Regions from separate parts of the Homo sapiens genome. Here region 1 is linked to region 2. Evidence: read pairs that join two places in POLR2A ChIA-PET (ENCODE). Cell type or tissue: PC-9. All regions are shown on one strand. Links, peaks and the distances in the headings refer to the core of each region. The heading gives the core; the rest is flanking DNA.

Evidence for each region. Peaks named below come from ENCODE experiments on the same cell type or tissue, not always from the same donor. Only the 100,000 strongest peaks of a DNase experiment are listed, where the experiment ranks them.
Region 1: POLR2A ChIA-PET joins it to region 2 with 6 read pairs; 3 of 35 experiments call an interaction of 5 or more read pairs at or near these places.

Annotation. Positions count from the first base shown.
Region 1 is chr19:50,322,671-50,327,051 of GRCh38, forward strand. It overlaps KCNC3 (potassium voltage-gated channel subfamily C member 3), which reads right to left. Exons shown (of 5, transcript NM_004977.3): 2 at 305-1,412. Among named protein-coding and RNA genes, the nearest start is that of KCNC3, 4.5 kb to the right of the region's middle. RefSeq lists silencers at 2,953-3,052, 3,063-3,192 and an enhancer at 3,324-3,845. In PC-9, for the core only: no CTCF peak of the experiment used is centred there; no DNase peak of the experiment used is centred there; H3K27me3 peaks cover 539 bases.
Region 2 is chr19:50,171,031-50,175,411 of GRCh38, forward strand. All of the region lies in intron 2 of LOC124904746 (a long non-coding RNA gene), which reads right to left. Among named protein-coding and RNA genes, the nearest start is that of IZUMO2, 9.9 kb to the left of the region's middle. In PC-9, for the core only: no CTCF peak of the experiment used is centred there; DNase peaks (open chromatin) are centred at 891, 2,241 and 3,631; H3K4me3 peaks cover 394 bases; H3K27ac peaks cover 3,540 bases.

The sequences.
Region 1 (4,381 bases), core at 306-4,305, 150 kb after region 2:
GTGTCTCTCTGAGCCCCACGCTCCTCCGGGTCCCTCTCTCTGCACAGCTGATGACACTGCCTCTGCCTCGCCAGCCCCTCTGAATATCTTGCAAATCTGTTTCTCCCCAAAACTCTTTCCCATGAAACCTATGTCTCTGTGTGATTATCTGTGCCTCCTTCTTCGCCTGAGCTCCTGCTGTTGGTTTTTTTCTCCCTCACCTCTTCGACGCCAACCACCCCAGGTTCTCTGAACCCCGGCAGCTACCTCCCCAGTCCTCCCCGGGTCTCCACCTGTGCCCCCGATCCCTGACGCCCAGGCTCACCTGCCCGGTTGATCTCAATCACCTCCTCCTGAGCCAACGGGCAAGGCTCGCCGGGGGCTGGCAGAGGAGGCAGCCCCATGATCCCCAGCCCACCCGCTCCCCCCCTGAGCAGCCCGGGGTGCGTGTGGGGCCCCGCTGGGTAGGCCCCGGCCACAGTCACCCCCATGGAGGGTGGGGTGATGGGTGGCGGCGGGCTGATGCCCCCGCTGCCGTGGTGCGGGTGGGGCGGGGGTGGCGGGGGTGGGTCAGGCTTGCAGTAGTTGGGCGAGCCCGGTTGCGGGGGCCGGGGGATGTGTTTGTTCTTCTTCTTGGGCAGCTTCTGCTTGGCCATGGCCAGCGAATAGTACATGCCAAAGTTGTTGACAATGACGGGCACAGGCATGGCGATGGTCAGCACCCCCGCCAGGGCACACAGCGCCCCGACCAGCATCCCCGACCACGTCTTGGGGTACATGTCTCCATAGCCCAGGGTCGTCATGGTGACCACAGCCCACCAGAAGCCAATGGGGATGTTCTTGAAGTAGGTGTGGTTGGAGCCCAGGATGTCATCGGGGTCGGCGCCAATGCGCTCAGCGTAGTAAATCATGGTGGCGAAGATGAGCACCCCCAGGGCCAGGAAGATGATGAGCAGCAGGAACTCGTTGGTGCTGGCGCGGAGCGTGTGTCCCAGCACGCGCAGCCCCACGAAGTGCCGGGTCAGCTTGAAGATGCGCAGGATGCGGACGAAGCGGACCACCCGCAGGAAGCCCAGCACGTCTTTGGCGGCCTTGGAGCTGAGGCCCGAGAGGCCCACCTCGAGATAGAAGGGCAGGATGGCCACACAGTCGATGATGTTGAGGCTGCTTTTAAGAAACTCCACCTTGTCTGGGCAGAAGGTGATGCGCATGAGGAACTCGAAGGTGAACCAGACCACGCACACCCCCTCCACGTAGGTCAGGAAGGGCTCCGTCTCCACCTCCACGTTGGTGATGTTCTCCGGAGGTGCCCCGGGGATCGGGGAGGCCTGGGTCACCGTCTTGTTGCTAATATGGATGAAGCCCTCATGGGTTTCCAGGCAGAAGGTGGTGATGGAGATGAGGATGAAGAAGAGGGAGGCGAAGGCCACATACTGCAGGGCAGGGAGGGAGAGAGAGGGGGAGAGGTGACCTAGGCATCAGGTTGGCCATAACATCCAGAAGACCCTTCCAGTGCCCCCTTCCCCAGCCTCCTGGGCCCAAACTCTGGGCAAAATCCAGGTGTCTCAGCCCTGTGGCTCCATCACTTCCAGAATCCCATTCTCCCCTCTAAAGCTAGCAAAAAGGGAGAGAAAGGAACAGAGGCAGTTGGAGAAGAGCTGGCCCCAGCAGACGCAGCAGATGGGCAGCTTCTTTCCTTGGAAACATTTCTGGCCCCTTGCTGTTTCCTAGACCACCTCCCCCCACCCTCCTGTTCCCTGTGTCCTATTTCAGGGCCCCCCAGCAGGGTCCACGGGTTCTGCTGTGGGACGGGAGCCGCCAGGCCTAAGATCACACATCCTGTGTGTCTCGGAGGCTTTAGGGCTCAGCTTGGAGCTGGGCAGACGGGAAGGGAGAAGGCGGGCAGGGAGGCAGAATCGTGAGGTGGTTAAGAGTCGGCGAGCCTGGGCATGAATCTGGCTTTTAACCTGTCAAAACTGGGCAAGGAGACTGAGCTTTCTGAACCAGAAGTTTGTAGTGGGATTGTTGTGAGGATTAAATTAGATGAGCGTACGAAGGACTTGGCTCCAAACACAGTGCTTGGAGCAGTGCCTGGAACACAGTAAGAAGACCTGAGCTGTTGTTAGGGTATGCAGGCAGCAGTTAGTTGGGGGGCAAGGTCAAGGCCTCACCCAGAGAGGACAGGGCAGTGGTGGTGCCACAGAGGGGAGGTGGGGGTCCGGGCCCTTAAGGGAGGAGGGGTTGAAGGGTTAAGCCTGCAAAAATGGAAGAGGAGATAAAAGAGGAGAGTCAGGCAGGGTTTAGGGCCCTGAAGAGGAAGGAGAGTCACTGGCCTGGACATTGTGGGAAAAGGCAGAGCCAGGGCCAAAGAGAAGTTAGGGCATTTGCCAAAGGGGCAGAGAATGAGGGGTGAAGGGTCCTGAGCCATTTCAAGATGGGGGATAACCAGAGTCCTGCCACACAGTGATGTGGGTTTTGATGAAGGCCTAGAAGAGGAGGGAGTGGGGTCAGGGTCTTGGAGAAGGAAAGCAATGGGCCAGGCCCCTAGAGATGTCATGGGCTTTATCAGATATGCAGAGGGGTGGGAGGGGAGAGGAGTGCATTGGAGAGGGAAGGAAGACAGGTGTTATAGTAAAGAGAGGGTTTTAATCCTGCGGGTAGTGGAGGAGGGAGGGCATGGGGAGTTTTGCTATTAATCAGGGGCACAGAGCACGGGGAGGCCACTGCTGGACCACAGAGAGGACCTTGGACTTTGGGGTGGGCCAAGGGCCAGCACTGTCCCTCTGTGCACCCCCCTTCCTCCACAGGGGTTGGGCTCTGGGCTTGACTTCACTGAGGTGCAGAGCTGGGAAGTAGTGGGTGGAGAGTTTCGGGGCCACAGAGAGGACCCTGGACGTTGGGGTGGGCTGGGGGCCGGCGCAGGTCCTCTCTGAACTCCCCCCCCACCCCCACCTTCGCTTCTCTGCAGTGGTTTAAGAGGCCAGAGGCCTTCGCAGAGCGCATGCCTAGTTCCCCGCCCCCTCCGAGCCGGGCGCGCGGCGCTAGCTGCGGCACCGCAGTGGGGGCGGGCCAGCCGGGCCGGGGGGCGGGGCGCACGGCGGCCAGTACCGCGGACAGCTCCCCCGCCGCAGTGCGCAGCCGCAGCGGCTAGGGGCCGTCTTAACCCCTTCCGGGCCGGAGCCTATTCAACGCGCAGCCGCAGTGTTGCTGCTTTCCGGCGGGAGGCCAAGGGCCAAGAGTCTAATTAACTCCTTCCCTCCCAGGGCACAGGGAAAGGTGGGCACCCGCCGCAGTGCGCAGCTGCAGAGGCTGGACGGCGTCGGGCTGGTTTAACCCCTTACTCCAGAGTGTGTCAAAAGCAGAAGGGGTAGGAGGGCATGGAGTCTCTGTAAGAAGGAAAGGAGTGATTACGAGGAAGGGGGCGGGGGCAGGGGGCTGTAGGGTCGGACCCTCCACTTTGCTTTGGCCTCAGCTCCCAACTCTCTCAAGCCATATCACTGGGAGGCTGGAAAGGGCTCGGCACACCTTGGACACCCAAAACACATTGGCGGAGTAAATGAGTATCTCCCGTAGCTGTCCCGAACACCTAGCCTGACCATCACAGAAGAACTCTAACTTCATCCCGCTCCTCATCTCAGCACCCTTCAATGGGGTCACAGGAGAGAAGGGCGCCCCGGCCATGGGGGAAGGAGCCGCTCAGTGTCTTGAGGGGGCATCCAGGGCCATGTCCCTTCCGCACCTCCTCTTCCCCACCTCCCCCCATCCAACCCCAAATCTCGCCAACTCAGCGCTTTCTGGGGACCAAACTTTATGCGGTGGCTCCAGGCGTCCCCCCGCTCCCTCCCCCGGCGCGAATGCGGCACTGCGGCTCCGCGTCCTTCCCGGCTCAGGACGCGGCACGGTGGGGGGAGGGGGCCAAGACCTGCTCCTCTGTGTTTGGGTACCCAGGAGCCCAGGAGGGGGTCTTGGGATCGCTCTTATTTCCCCCATTTCCAATTGCCCCCATTTTGCACTGCCCCCCTTTTCCACCACATTCTCCCTCCGGGGTCCCCGGGACAGGGAGGAAGTTAGTAGGAGGAAATGGTTCAGGAGAGAACCCAGGGGGAGGGTAGTCATTTAGCCTAGGAAGTTATGGATGCTTGAGGAAAGTTTTCTGGGAGCGATGGAGAGAGCTTTGGGGAAAATCTAGAATTTGGAGAGAGAGAGAAGGCTCTTTGGTTCACTTTGATGGAGGGGGACAGACTGAGGGGCTAGGTTCTGGGTTTTGCACGGCGGGGGGGGAGGTTCGAGAAAGGAAGAGGGCAGGTGGAAGGAATCCCAGGGCAAGGTAGAAAGAATTGTAAGTTATTTTGAGATGAAAGTTTTAGGGCTGATGACTTGAGGGGCCTCCCAGGGTTTGAGG
Region 2 (4,381 bases), core at 249-4,248:
AGGCAGGAGAATGGTGTAAACCCGGGATCGCGCCACAGTACTCCAGCCAGGGGGACAGAGCAAGACTCCATCTCAAAAAAAAACAACAAAAAACAAACAAACAAAAAATACATAGGCCAGCGAGGACTCAACCAAAATAAAAAAATCTGAAGTCCTTTGGGCTTCAGAAAACACCATCCAGAAAGTGAATGGACAGCAATATAATATAAAAATATATTTACAACCGGGTGCTCATGCCTGTAATCCCAGCACTTTAGGAGGCCGAGGTGGGTGGATCATTTGAGGTCAGGAGTTCAGGAACAGCCTGGCCAACATGGCAAAACCCTGTCTCTACTAAAAATACAAAAATTAGCTGGGTGTGGTGGTGCGTGCCTGTCATCTCGGCTACTTGGGAGGCTGAGGCAGGAGAATTGCTTGAACCCAGGAGGCGGAGGTTGCAGTGAGCTGAGATTGCACCATTGCACTCCAGCCTGGGCGAGAAAGCAAGACTCTGTCTCAAAAAAAAGAAAAATTAAAAAAAAAAAAGAAAATGCTCTGGAATTAGATAGTGGTGATAGTTGTGCAAACATGAATATACTAAAACCCACCGAATTGCACGTTAAAATGGTGAATTTTATGGCATGTGAATTATATTTTTAAAAAAGTTTAAAAGGTAGTTTTTTTTTTTAAAGAGTGTGGGCTGTAGTGTCAGGATCCCAGCTTTGCCCCTTATGAACTGTGTGACCTGTGCATATCCCCCCGTACCTCAGCGTCCTTGTCTGTAAAATGAAGACAACATTAGCATCTCTACAATAGTTTCGCTGTGAGGGGCAAATGGGATGATGAATTTAAAATCCTTGTACACAGACATCGTTCTGTAAATGTGAGCTGGGAGCACAGAGGTATGGCCTGTGAGTCACCTGAAAATTCTGTTTGGTGAGAACTCAGCTCACATCCTCTCTCCCACTAGCCCCTGGCCCCAACCTGCCTCCAGTCCACCTCCCAGCCAGGAAAGTTTTATACTGTATGCATGCACTACTTTGGACCAAAATCTAGGGCCTTTCTTTCTTTTTTTTTTTCTTTTCTTTCTTTCTTTTTCTTTGGAGACAGTCTGGCTCTGTCGCCCAGGCTGGAGTGCAGTGGCATGATCTCGGCTCACTGGAATCTCTGTCTCCCAGGTTCAAGCGATTCTCCTGCCTCAGCCTCCCAAGTAGCTGGGACTATAGGCATGTGGCACCATGCCCGGCTAATTTTCTGTATTTTTAGTAGAAATGGGGTTTTACCACATTGACCAGGCTGGTCTCGAACTCCTGACCTCAGGTGATCCACCCGCCTTGGCCTTCTAAAGTGCTGGGATTACAGGTGTGAGCCACTGAGGCCGGCCTCTAGAGCTTTAATTTTTATTTTTAGAGATGGGGTCTCACTATGTTGCCCAGGCTGGTCTTGAACTCATGGCCTCAGGCGATCCTCCCACCTCGGCCTCCCAAAGTGCTAGGATTACAGGTTCGAGCCACTGTGCCTGGCCAGGGCTTATTTTATGCCACAACACTGCATAGGAAAGAAAAATCTTAAAGATTGTAAGGCATCATGCAATCATGAAAAGCTAATTATTTTCTGTACCTCCAAGACCAAAGGTTTTAATCTCAACCTAAAAAAACCCCAGTCATGGAACATGCATTAAATATTTGACATAATGAGTGCCTAGATGTGCTTTTGAGTTGTAGAGCTATTTGGCTATTAAAAGTACATTCAGCCTGGTGGCTCCTGCCTGTAATCCCAGCCCTTTGGGAGGCTGAGGTGGGCAGACCTTGAATCTAGGAGTTTGAGACAAGCCTGGGCAACACAGGGAGACCCTGTTTCTACCAAAAAAAAAGAAAAAGAAAAAAAAAAAGCTGGATGTGGTGGCTCACAGCTGTGTTCCCAGCTACTTGGGATGCTGAGGTGGGAGAATCCCTTGGGCCTGGGAGGTCAAGGCTGCAGTGAGCCATGATCACACCACTGCACTCCAGCCTGGGTGACTGGGTGAGATCCTATCTCAAAAAGCAAGAAAAGAGAAAAGGAAAAAAGGGAGGAAGGAAGGAAAGAAGGAAAGAAGGAAGGAAGTGAGGGAGGGAGGGAGGGAGGGAGGGAGAGGGAGGGAGGGAGGGGAAATAATCCAGCCTCAGGGGCATTTCCAAGGAAAATGCTGTCCTGGTCACAGGACACTGCTCCACCCATGGCTGAGGCAATTGTCCCTCCCTCACAGATCTTATCAGACTGCAGGATGGTATCGGTTTCTCTTTCCCTTGAGGACTCAGCCCTCCCCACCTCAGACAGCGACCGCTCTAGGCCGGAACCTTATCTGAGCTCCCTAGGCCTCCAGAACCCACCCGTTTCTAGCCACACGGTAGACATGCCTGTTTCATGCGCACACTCATTCATAGACACAGCACATGCACCACCTCTATGCCAGGCACAGTTCTAGACACGGGGGCTACACCAGTGACCAGCTCAGACTCAAACCCCTGGAGCTATGTTCTAATAAAATAAGCACATGAAATATATAGTATATTTCATGGTCTTCGGCACTAAGGGGAAATAAATAAAGCAGATAGGGAGGGTGGGAGGAGGTGGCAGGAGGTGCTGTTAATTTCCAGGGTTCTGCAGAGGAGAGGAGACCTCACCAAGAAGGTGATATTCAGGTAAAGTCCGGAAGGAAATGAGGAGCAAATCACAAGGTCATCCCAGGGAAGAGCCTTCTGGGCAGAGGAAACAGCAAATGCAAAGGCCCTGGGGTGAGAACGTGCCTGGCCTTTTTTTTTTTTTTTTTTTTTTTCTGAGACAGAGTCTCACTCTGTCGCCCAGGCTAGAGGGCAATGGTGCAATCTTGGCTTACTGCAACCTGCGCCTCCTGGATTCAGGCGATTCTCCTGCCTCAGCCTCCCAAGTAGCTGGAATTACAGGCATGGCCACCATACCCGACTAATTTTTGTATTTTTAGTAGAGACGGGGTTTTGCCATGTTGGCTAGGCTGGTCTCGAACTGCTGACCTCAGGTGATCCACCCACCTTGGCCTCCCAAAGTGCTGGGATTACAGGTGGAAGGATCGCTTAAGCCCAGGAGTTCAAGACCAGCCTGGGCCACATAGAGAGATCCCATCTTCACAAAAAATACAAAAATTAGCCAGGGGTGGTGCATGCCTATAGTCCCACTTACTTGGGAGGCTGAAGTGGGAGGATTGCTTGAGGCTGAAAGTTCGAGTGTAGCACCTGTTCTGTGCATACACTTTGTGTCCTTCTGCCACAGGACCTTTGCACATGCTGACTCTTCTGCCTGGACCACCTTACTCTCCCATTCTACCTAATAACCCCTACTCATCTTTCAACTTAAAGCTCAATGAGGACACCTTCTAAGGGAACACCTTGGGATGGTCCTGACAAGGTCAAATTCCTCTGTTAGATGTTCTCAGAACACTATGCATTTTTCCATGGTAGCCCTCAGCAGGGAGGGGAGTTTACATTTTTGGGTGTGACTGCCTGATTAATGATGGTCTTCCCCACCTGAACGTAAGCTCCACGTGGACATGAACTTGCTCCCTGCTGTGTCCCCAGCCCCTCGAACAATACCTGGTACACAGTAGGGGCTCAATAAATATTTGTCAGATGAATGAGTGAATGTATGAATGAGAAAAATAACAAGAATGCAGGCTAACAACTAATGAGCTCAGACAGGAAGGGATAAATACAAGCCACGTTGCAAAGGAAGAATGGGTGAGAGATGGATTTGGAGAGAGAATAATAATGACCTGGCTGGGGCCGGCTGTGGTGGCTTACGCCTGTAATCTCAGCACTTTGGGAGGCCAAGGCGGTGGATCACGAGGTCAGGAGATCGAGACCATCCTGACTAACATGGTGAAACCCTGTCTCTACCAAAAACACAAAAAATTAGCCAAGCGTTGTGGCGGGCGCATGTAGTCCCAGCTACTTGGGAGGCTGAGGCAGGAGAATGGCGTGAACCCGGGAGGCGGAGCTTGCAGTGAGCCGAGATGGCGCCATTGCACTCCAGCCGGGGTGACAGAGCAAGACTCCATCTCAAAGAAAAAAAAAAAAGACTAAACTAAGCTGTGCCTGTGTGCAAGGAATGTGCATGACTGGCAAGAAATGTGCCTTGTCAGTCCCAAGATGGAGCAGAACTGAAAATGGGGTTATTCTGGCTCTCCTGGGCTCCTGTTTCCTTAATGCTTCTGGTCCACGGATCACATCTCAGGAGTAAGGCTCCAGGGCTGGGTTTCTCAGCCGGCGCTGTTGACATTTGGGGCCATACAATTCTTTGTTGCTGGGGGCTGTGCTGTGTGTTGAAGGATGTTGAGCAGCATCTTTGGACTCCACTTTTGTTTTTTTTTGTTGTTGTTGTTGTTTTTGAG